Linked DNA regions of Homo sapiens: region 2 is linked to region 1. A link is an interaction called in ENCODE POLR2A ChIA-PET data of the cell type or tissue named here. Cell type or tissue: PC-3. All regions are shown on one strand. Each heading gives the region's core, and the rest is flanking DNA. Links, peaks and the distances in the headings are about the cores only. Region 1 overlaps DIP2A (disco interacting protein 2 homolog A). Region 2 overlaps PCNT (pericentrin).

Region 1 (5,367 bases), core at 237-5,236:
ACAAATGCCTACATATTCTCACCAAGAAACTCACATAAGCATGTCCCTAACAGCACTATACACAATAGCCCCAAAGTGGAAACCACCCAAATGTCCATCTACTTAAGAGTGTGTAAGTAAGTTCCAGTATATTCACACGATAAAATAATACCATCAATGAGAATAAACTAAAAGAACACTTGTTTAAAGGCAGGTAAAGCCAACAGTGTGGGCAGTCAGGACAGTAGTTACCCTTTGCGTGTGGAAGGGGTGTGAGGGGCTTTGAACCTAGCAACACTTCTGCTTGGAGTGCTGATTACAGGACCATATTCACTCTGTGAATTCATCAGGTTGTATATATGCTTACTATTTGTGTTACAAAAAAAACATAGTATGGAACCAAAAGATGTCAAACACACAGAAATACATACTGCCTGATTCCCCTTATACAAAGTTGAAAATAAGACGAAACTAAACTACACTGTTCAGAATGCATACATAGAACGCTCCAAACACTTGAACCCAGAGCAATGGCAGTCACCATGCATCAGTGAGTGGTCCCCTCCGGTGGGATGGGTACCTGGTATAGGTCAATGTTCTATTTATCTGCCAGCTGTGCTGGTTTCTCAGGAATATTTATCAAGCTGTATGTCTATGCTGTGTTATGTGTGTGACATTCTACAGCTAACCCAGAAGCACAACTGCTTTCTGTTAACACTTGCCATAGGTGAGAGTGTAGACGGCTTTCCCAGTTGTATCCAAGGCAGTCAGACAGGGGGATTTGGGCTGTGTTGTGCCCCAGCGCTGCAAGGTGGCCAACAGCGACGGCGGTCGGGGGACACCTGCAGTGAGAGGCTCCCCTCTCAGCACACTCGTCTCGCTTCCCTCAGGCTTTGGCTGATTTGGATCTGGTTGCTGAACTACAAGCAAAATCAAAACTTTAAAATCAGCAATTCAGAGCACCACGAACACATTCTGTTTTTAAGCATTCATAGTTTATAATATTGTTTTTTAATCCCAACTATAAAAAAGCTTACAATAATTTGTTTCGATTTTTGCATCACAGTCACCGACAACTAACCAAAGGATTAAAGGAGCTTTAGTCATGGATGATGACGGCTGTGAAATAAAGTTAAAAACAACCCACCATCCTGGTGACCACAACCTCACAGACAAAGGTGACCTTGGAGTGGTTCCCACTTTCCCAACTTCTGGACAGGACTGTGGCACCTCTGCTACCCCCGGCACCACAGCGGTGAACAGCCAGGTATCCACAGCCTGGAGATAGGACCTGGTGGCCCACTCACACAGGAGGAAAGCAAGCAGAACCACCACTTCAGCCTAGGGATCCAAACAACTATCACTATGTTCAAAGAAAAAGAATTAAAAGATTATTTGATTATAGGCTGGGCGTGGTGGCTCATGCCTGTAATCCCAGCACTTTGGGAGGCCGAGGCGGGTGGATCATGAGGTCAGGAGATCGAGACCATCCTGGTTAACATGGTGAAACCCTGTCTCTACTAAAAATACAAAAAAAAATTAGCCAGGTGTGGTGGTGGACGCCTGTAGTACCAGCTACTCGGGAGGCTGAGGCAGGAGAATGGCGTGAACTCAGGAGGTGGAGCTTGAAGTGATTCGAGATCGCACCACTGCACTCCAGCCTGGGCGACAGAGTGAGACTCTGCCTCAAAAAAAAAAAAAAAAAAAAAGATTATTTGATTATATAGCTCCTGGAAAAAGATTACTTTAATCTTGTTTTTTACTTTAAAAAGAATTAATCTTTTTCTAGGAGCTGTATAACCAAAATTTGCCCAAGTGGTAAGAAACACTGCTCTAAGATGCATTCATACCAATAAACTCTGAATTTGAAAGGCACTGTGTGATGGCTAATATTGATGTCAACTTGATGGGATTGAAGGATGCAAAGTATTCTTCCTGGGTGTGTCTGTGAGGGTGTTGCCAAAGGAGATTAACGTTTGAGTCAGTGGACTGGGAAAGGCAGACCCACCCTAAATCTGGGTGGGCACAGTTTAATCAGCTGCCAGCACGGCCAGAATAAAGCAGGCAGAAGAACGTGGAAAGACTAGACTGGCCTAGCCTCCCAGCCTACACCTTTCTCCTGTGCTGGATGCTTCCTGCCCTAGAACATTGGATTCCAAGTACTTCAGCACTGGGACTCAGACTGGCTTCCTTGCTCTCAGCTTGCAGATGGCTTACTGTGGGACCTCACCTTGTGATCGTGTGAGTCAATATGCCTTAATGAACTTCCCTTTATATGTATACATCTATCCTATTAGTTCCGTCCCTCTAGAGAACCCTGACTAATACACACTATCTGATTACAACGGGGAAATAATCTCCTGAAAGCTATGTCTAATCCTCGGGTGTGGAGGAGACTCTGGGCTGGTCGGCTGTCAGCAGTGTCACTGTACAAACAGCCAAGGTCTGCGAGTAGGACCAGCATGGGGCCCCTGTGGCCCTAACGACACACTCACATGTTTGTACTGGCTTCATTTCTGGTTTCTGCTTGCTAGTTTTCTCTTTTAAAAAATATGTGTGTATTCTTCCTAAATACGTATTTCATTCACATATGAGAGGCTAAAATTCTGAAAAGCAGCCAAATCTATGCTGAAAATTAAATACTTTAAAACCACAAGAAGGTAAGTATTTCAGAGTTAAAGTTTAAATTAAACATTTAAATAATGTAAGTTAAATAAAACCGTAGAAGAATTTTTATGAAATGCCAAGTCACTTGAATATGAGCAGCAAATTTTCTACCTGCTCAAATAAAGGAAGCAGTCATGTGATTCTAAATTCACCATTACACCCAGTGACCACTGAGTCTGGAAACAGAATATATATAGCAATATCCATGTATAATATACATTTGCCTGTGTTTCTCAACTTCGTGGCCACCCTTTTCATACAAACAGAAAAGCTCAAAGTTGGACAACTCTTACCTTCCAACAATTCCTCAAAATCATCCACAAAGAACTCCTTCAGTGGAGGGCGCTTTGGCCTCTTCAGGGTGTTCAGAAGCTGCTGGATTTTGGAGGACACTCTGCTGTTCACAGGGACACCTGTCACGGGAAGGACAGAGGAGCACTGAGGCCAGGACACATCTGAAGAAGTGGACACAGGTGTAAGGTCCAAGGACAAACCACACGATGCATCAGAGCTTACAAATCCATCCAAGTGTGGGCCCCACTGGACAGTCATTTTGGAATCAATTCATTTAGAAAACACTTACTGAATGCCTTCCAGGAAACAGGACTTGTTCTAAGCTAGCAGGTTTTTTTTTGTTTTTGTTTTTTTGCTTTAGACGGAGACTCACTCTGTTGCCAGGCTAGAGTGCAGTGGCATGATCTCAGCTCACTGCAATCTCCGCCTCCTGGGTTCAAGCGATTCTCTTGCCTCAGCCTCCCAAGTAGCTGAGTCTACAGGCATGCGCCACCACACCTGGCTAATTTGTATTTTTAGTAGAGATGGGGTTTCACCATGTTGGCCAGGATGGTATCGATCTCTTCACCTCGTGATCCACCTGCCTTGGCCTCCCAAACTGCTGGGATCACAGGCGTGTGCCACCGCGCCCGGCCTAAGCAGTTTTTTAAATGGTCCAGGGACCCCTGGGGCATCCAAGTCCCTTTCAGGAAGTTTATGAGGTCACGACTATTCCATGGTAATGTTAAGAAGTCATGGCCCTGTAATCCCAGCACTTTGGGAGGCTGAGGCAGGTGGATCACGAGGTCAGGAGATCGAGACCATCCTGGCTAACACAGTGAAACCCCATCTTTACTAAAAATACAAAAAATTAGCCGGGTGTGGTGGCGGGCGCCTGTAGTCCCAGCTACTCGGGAGGCTGAGGCAGGAGAATGGCATGAACCCGGGAGGCGGAGCTTGCAGTGAGCCGAGATTGCGCCACTGCACTCCAGCCTTGGTGAAAGAGGGAGACTTCTTCTCAAAAAAAAAAAAAAAAAAAAAAAGTCATTGGCCAGCCAGGAGCAGTGGCTCACAGCTGTAATCCCAGCACTTTGGTTAGCTAAGGCAGGAGAGGATCGCTTGAGGCCAGAAGTTTAAGACTAGCCTGGTCAACACAGCAAGACCCTGTCTCTACAAAAAATTTAAAAAATAAAAAATTATCTGGATGTGGTGGCTTGTGCCTGCAGTCCCTGCTCCTTGGGAGGCTGAGAAGGAAGGATTGCTTGAGTCCAGAAGTTTCAGGCTACAGTGAGCCATGATCATGTCAGTGAACTCCAGCCTGGGCAACAGAGTCACTATTTAAAAAAAAAAAAAATGGGGGGCTGGGCACAGTGGCTCACCCCTGTAATCCCAGCACATTGGGGTTCTGAGGTGGGCAGATCACTTGAGTTCTAGACTAGCCTGGCCAACAGGTCAAAATCCCATCTCTACTAAAAAATACAAAAATTAGCCAAGCTTGCTGGTATGCACCTGTAGTAAAGAAAAAAAAATTAGCCAAGTGTGGTGGCAGTTGCCTGGAGTTCCAGCTACTTGGGAGGCTAAGGCAGGAGAATCGCTTGACACCAGAAGGCAGAGGCTGCGGTGAGCCAAAATCAAGCCACTGCACTCCATCCTGGGTGACAGAGCAAGACTTTGTCTTAAAAAAAAAAAAAAAAAAAAAAAAAAGAACAGAAAATTAAAAAAAAAAAGCAGAGTTGGAGGACTCAAACTGTATAATTTCAAGAATTTTAAGAAAATCACAGTGGTCATGGCTATACGAGGTGTAAGGACAGATAAATAAGGAAACGGAACAACACACAGAGCCCAGAGCCCAGAAATAGACCCTTCCCTCTCCAACATGGTCTACCGATTTTCATTAAAGATGCCAAGGAAACTTGGTGGGAAAAGAATGGTCTTTATTATAAATGATGCTAGAACAACTGAATACCCACATACAAAAATGTAAACTTTGATTCATACCTGATACTTAGGCTAAAATTAACTCAAAATGAACTATCTACCTAAATGTAAAAACTAAAACTATAAAATTCTGGAAGAAAATATAGGAGAAAACATTTGTGACCTTGGGTTAGACAAAAATTTCTTAGATATGACACAAAAGCACAATATATAAAAAAATTTGGTAAACTGAATGTCATAAAAATGTAAACCATCTGCTCTTTGAAAGGCATTGTTAAAGCAAGCCAGACTGGGAGAAAATACAAATGATAAACCTCATATGGGATGACTTGTATCTAGAATATATAAACAGCCCTCAAAACTCAATAAGAAAACAAGCACAATTTGGCTGGCCACAGTGGCTCACACTGTAATCCCAGCACTTTGGGAAGCCAAGGCAGGCAGAGACGAGGAGTTCAAGACCAGCCTGGTCTCTACTAAAAAGACAAAAATTAGCCAGGCATCGTGGCA
Region 2 (5,367 bases), core at 303-5,302, 87 kb after region 1:
CCCGACCTTCAGAGAGACAACACGGAAGCCAGGCTTGGAGTGAATTTCTCTATAAGCCACTCCAAAGATGGCCCCGCCACTTCCTCCACTCCACCTGCTCCCTGAGGGGGACACCGTCCCCCGCCTAAGCCTGGACAAAGCTCAGGGCAGGGCTTTAGGCCAATGTCCACAGCGAGATCACAAACATATCACACACTCCCTGCCCACCTGGGACGCTACGAGAAGGCCACACGATGGCCACCCAGGAGGCCTCTGTGCGTGGTCCGGCTGAGGCCAGTGCCGACCACCAGCGTGGGGTGAAGCTGCCTGTGCTGGGCACGGGGAGCAGAGAAAACCATCCCCAGCAGGCCCTGCCCACAGGTCTGTGAACACGAGGCGGCTGCTTTATCCCACCGATTACGCAGCAGCTGGTGTCCGGACACACACTTGACTGTCTCGCCAGAGAGGCTGAGGGGTAAGCAGACGGCCCTATGGAGAAGCTGGTGTCACGACCAGCCTAGAGCCCAGAGCCCAGAGGCTCAGCGCGGTCACCACCACATGAGCACACACCCAAGCACAGGACACGTCTGCATAAAAACCTGAAGAGAAAAATAATCTAATAAAGTCCAAAAAGAGGGAAATGCAAAATGAGGCAATGATGAAGCCTACGACGGGTGTGACTGACTGAAAATAGGCTTTCCTGTAATTTTAACGATATGCCAAAAAAGGTCAAATATTAACACTAAAGTGTGAAACCAAATTGCACACTATGTTCATCTCTAACAACTGAAAACACTTTTACTTTAAACATAACGTATGTGGCACAGGATGGATGCAAACTGAGGTCTGCGGCAGAGCAGGGTGGGGTTGAGGGGAGCGGGGTGGTGCGGGGAGGAGCGGAGACGGGGGGAGCAAGGCCGTGGCTGGGGGAGCAGGGTTGGGGGGGGCGCAGTGGGAGCAGGGCCGGGGGAGCAGGGCGGCGGGCAGGCCCTGAAGCTGCTTGGCCCCTCTCTTCCAGCTGCAGAGGACAGGCCATTTCCTTCTTTTTAATATGCTTTTCTAGATTCTGTATAGAGGAGAAAATGCATTTTAAAAAACATCTCTTACAAAGAAGAGATGCAGAGGCCCTGGGCCACAGCTTCCCGCCAGGTGACACGGGGCCCTTGCAGGTGGGTTCCCGTGAGGCCGGGAAGTGGGGCAGAGACCAGTGGGTACCTTAGAACATGGCCTGTGAGGCAGCCTGGGGGGTCCCACAGACACAATCACTAGGGCTGAGAAGGTTCTGCCATCTCCACACTCAGGACCAGGCGGCTCTGCCTGTCAGCAGTGGTGGTGGTGGCAGCGGCGGAGGCAGGGGAGTCCTCATTTCCTGAGCTCCAGCACCTACCCTGCCCACTTATGGCTCAATTCCAGGCACGGCCAGAGGTGGCCAAGAGTGGCCGGGGCCCCACCCGTGCTCAGGACCTCTCAGCCTCCTCAGCATAGGGACCACAGGGGCTATTAGAGCGTCGACCACACTCTTGGCGTCTGTGGCTGCATCTGAGCAGTGGGTGTCCCCCACGCGCCTGGAGCCACCTCCAAGTGGGGCAAGCACCCAGCTCCACTCAGTTCCCCACTGCGGCGTCAGTGTGGGCACAACCCCAGGGCTCCACACTCTAAAACACAGGCCAGAAATTAAGACAATAAAGGAAAACCCTGAGTTTGAAACAGTCTGAGACATCCATGAAAAAAACTCCTTGTGATTTTCAACTGGACTTGGGACCTTTCAAAGCTGGAGGTGCTCCCTGGACAGCAGTTCCTCCTCTTCCTCCTCCTCCCCTCTCCCCTCCCCCTCCCCCTCCTCCCCTCCCACTCCCCCTTCTCTTCCTCCTCCCCTCCCCCTCCTCATCCCCCTCCCTTCTCTTCCTCCTCCTCCCCTCTTCCCCTCCCCCTCCCCTTCTCTTCCTCCTCCTCTCCCCCTCCTCCTCTGCTTCGCAGCTGCTGCCTCAAGGGCTACAGGAGGCCTTTCCTGCCTTTTGTGCTTTTCTTTTTAAATTATGAAACCTAAGTATGAAGAGTTAACATTAATCAAATTTATTCCTTAAAAATCAGGAATTCTAATATTAGGTTGTTTTCCATAGGAAACACTAACAGAAACATCTCCTTGACGTTTTATATTGTATAAAAATTTGAGGCCAGGCGCTGTGGCTCACACTGTAATCCCAGCACCTTGGGAGGCTGAGGTGGGCAGATTACTTGAGCTCAGGAGCTCAAGACCAGCCTGGGTAACATGGCAACACTCCATCTTTACAGAAAATACAAAAATTAGCTGGGTGTGGTGGCTCACGCCTGTAATCCAAGCTGCTTGGGAGGCTGAGGTGGGAGGATCGTTTGAGCCCAGGAGGCAGAGGTTGCAGTGAGCTGTGACTGCACTGCTGGGTGACAGAGTGAGACTCTGTCTCACCAAAAAAAAAAAAAGGAAATGCAAAGAAGATATAAAAAACTGATTAAAAAAAAAATCTCCAATTTCCATGTTTAAGAAAGTAAAATAAGTTTTTTTATTTTAATGAAAAAAAGAGGTTTAACTGACTCAGTTCTGACAGAGAGGGGTCTTACTATGTTGCCCAGGCTGGTCTTGAACTCCTGGGCTCCAACGATCCTCCTGTCTCAGCCTCCCGAAGTGCTGGGATCATAGGCATGAGCCACCGTGCCCAGCCAAATAAAGTAAAACAAGTTTTATTCTGAATGCAGTAAGTCCTCACTTAACGTCATGGATGGGTTTTGGAAACCGCGACTTTTAAACGCATGTAACAAAGGCACCCTCAGGGCCCTCTGAGACAACGGGAGCTGCGGCCAGCAGCACAGGAGTGTCCTTCCTACAAGGTCAGTTTCCAGGAACCTCGGGGCAACGCTAAGTGAGGACTTACTGCGCAGTCTCAGAAGAGGTTTCACTGATGTGAAGACTGTTTTGTTTGGGAATATGTTTACCACTTGACTAAGCTCCTGTAGTGGCATCATTCTATCACTCACTTGTTTAGCCAAGTTTTTGTCAATGGTTTTGCCATAAAATGATCTGCTAAACTGGGAGAGGAAAGAAAACCTATGAAAAGTTCCACAAAATTCTGCCTTCAAGGTTGATTCCAAGGAGGCTGAGTGGCTTCTCTCCCATCGTCTGAAGAGAACTCGGCTCAGTCCTAGAGCACTGCGGCGTCTGGTGCCTCGGCTTCTCTACAGGGCACAGGCAGGAGGGAGGCACAGGCGGGAGAGAGGCACAGGCCGGCTCTGCGACTCGGGGCAACACCACCTGCCCACGGGCTCACAGGACCCTCCCTGCCCAGATGGGAGGCGGCCACCTAAGGGGCCAGTGCAGGGCTGGGTGGGCGGCTTCCGGGGCCACCGTGGGGCTGCCTCCCGTGAGTCATTAAAATGCAGGTGCTCAGAGGCACCCAGGAAAAGCTGGCCCTCCAAGGCTCTCCCCGGCAAGGCAGGACACAGGGCTTGGGGGATGCCCCGAGGCTGCACATGTGAAGCTGTGAGGGCCGCCCCTGCCAGCCATACCTTCACGTGCTTCGGACGCACTTCCTTCTCCTTCATGGCTTCCGGCAGCGGCTGAAACCTTCCAGAGATGGAAGCAGGGGTCACAGGACCAGCAGTTTGAGCCTCAGGGCCTCCTGACCCCGGGCTCAGTCTTGCTCCAAAACCCGAGCCGTCACCTAAAAACACCACAGGGTCAGGGTCCCACCCACAGCTCTCCAGGGGGTTCCCCAGGGGACGCACTGCAGAGGCAGGACAGGGGTGATCGGCCCGCAGTCCCCAGCGACAACCACACCGTGATTCTGCTCACGGAGAAAACACTGATGGCCCCAAAAATGCTTCATAAAAACATAACCCTGGTGAGAAAGACGCACGTCAAGTAAGAAAACGCAACTTCACAGGTTGAGAACATCACCTGAGTCCCTGATTCCAGCGCCAATCTTAGGGGACCTCTGCTCACTTCTCCAGACGTGGCCCCCAAAGACTCCACAAAACCCAGATGGCCTGGGCAAGCTCAAGAGCAGCGGGACGTGCGGGGCCTGCACCCTCCACGCCAGCCACGGAGATAAGGCAGGCAGCGGACGGGCATCCAATGACTGCTCAGGAAACGCTGACCGTGCCTGCCATGGGGTCCCTGCGGTGCAGCTCCTGTGTCAGGTGGGCATGGGGTCTCAAGGAGGAAAATTCAAAACCTCCCAGGGCCCTGGTCCATCCCAGAGACCTGCAGCTGCGCCAGCCCACAGGGAGGGGGGCGCTTTGGAAACTGAGGCAGGATCGTGTAAGGGACACGAGACCCAGACGAGGAGGAGGCGCCCTGGAAAAAGGGTGTTAGACTTCAAAACAGGAGGATGAGGATGCCAGCGAGACGGGGCCCCCGTGTGGACAAAGCTCCCTGGGGAGCGGAGGCTGCAGCACTTGGGCACCTGGGGGATGATGCCCCGGCACAGCCTGCTGAGCAGAGGGCACACTGGGGAGGAGTAGAGGCCAACGATGCAGGCAGAGTACAACCTCAGAGGATGACGATGACCCCCTCAGAGAAATAACGGGCACGTCATTCACAAAATGAACCAACAAAGTGCTTTTTGTGAGTGGCGGCAAGTGCCGAGAGAGCAGCATGAAGGCCTCAGGAGCAGTGCAAGGGTGCAGGGTGCTGGGTTGCTGCCTGTACCCCTCAAAATGCCTCAGGCCACCCACCGCCTGCAAATCTTTGTGTCTAATAATGGTGCCAAGTCCTACTTCTGCCCTGTGTATCTCAGCTAAAGATGACAACGAAGAAATCTTTGGGGAAATCATCTACTTCAGGTGTTTGAGAAATCTCTGAGGGTGAAGGATGTTGCATCTGCCTGAGCTGCGGCTCCCACAGCGTGTACCAGGAACTCTGGGATGTGACTGCTGCGGACACTGTCACCCAGTGCCACCGAGACATGGGTGCCCAGCACCATGCCCCAGCCCACTCCATCCAGAGGAGATCACAGCCAGCAGGTGCCGCCAGCGGGTGGTCAGAGCTCCACAAGTCCAAGACCACATTCCCCATTGTCCCACTGGACCCTGTGCCTTCAGCACAAACCATGCTTCACCTCGGAGCCCAACACCTTCCTTCAGGTGCAGGGACCTCTCACCTGGCTGTGCCCAAAATAAACTCAAGAACGCCCTCCAAAAAAGAAAGAAACCAAGGAGCTAAAGCTAAAGGAGAGAGGAACAGTTAGGATAAGAAAGATTTCTGAGAAATTTAAAATATGAGCACAGAAACAGAACACTCAGCACAAATGTTGAAAAATAAAGTTCTAAAGAAAACCTCTTAGAAATGAGAACAAAAATAAAAGAAGTAGAAATAAGGAAAGAAAATTTGACAATCAATCTTGGAGGCCTGATATA

Evidence for each region. ChIA-PET counts read pairs that join two places held together with the same protein. Peaks named below come from ENCODE experiments on the same cell type or tissue, not always from the same donor. Only the 100,000 strongest peaks of a DNase experiment are listed, where the experiment ranks them.
Region 2: POLR2A ChIA-PET joins it to region 1 with 6 read pairs; 3 of 35 experiments call an interaction of 5 or more read pairs at or near these places.

What each region holds. Positions count from the first base shown.
Region 1 is chr21:46,506,949-46,512,315 of GRCh38, reverse strand. DIP2A (disco interacting protein 2 homolog A) reads right to left here. Exons shown (of 38, transcript NM_015151.4): 7 at 2,940-3,059; 8 at 702-899. Among named protein-coding and RNA genes, the nearest start is that of DIP2A-IT1, 47 kb to the right of the region's middle. In PC-3, for the core only: no CTCF peak of the experiment used is centred there; a DNase peak (open chromatin) is centred at 2,355; H3K4me3 peaks cover 670 bases; H3K27ac peaks cover 3,289 bases.
Region 2 is chr21:46,420,274-46,425,640 of GRCh38, reverse strand. It overlaps PCNT (pericentrin), which reads right to left. Exons shown (of 47, transcript NM_006031.6): 32 at 3,517-3,671. It also overlaps the pseudogene RPL18AP2. Among named protein-coding and RNA genes, the nearest start is that of DIP2A, 36 kb to the left of the region's middle. RefSeq lists enhancers at 2,790-3,295, 3,296-3,802, 3,803-4,309. In PC-3, for the core only: a CTCF peak has its summit at 4,976 (motif pointing right); no DNase peak of the experiment used is centred there.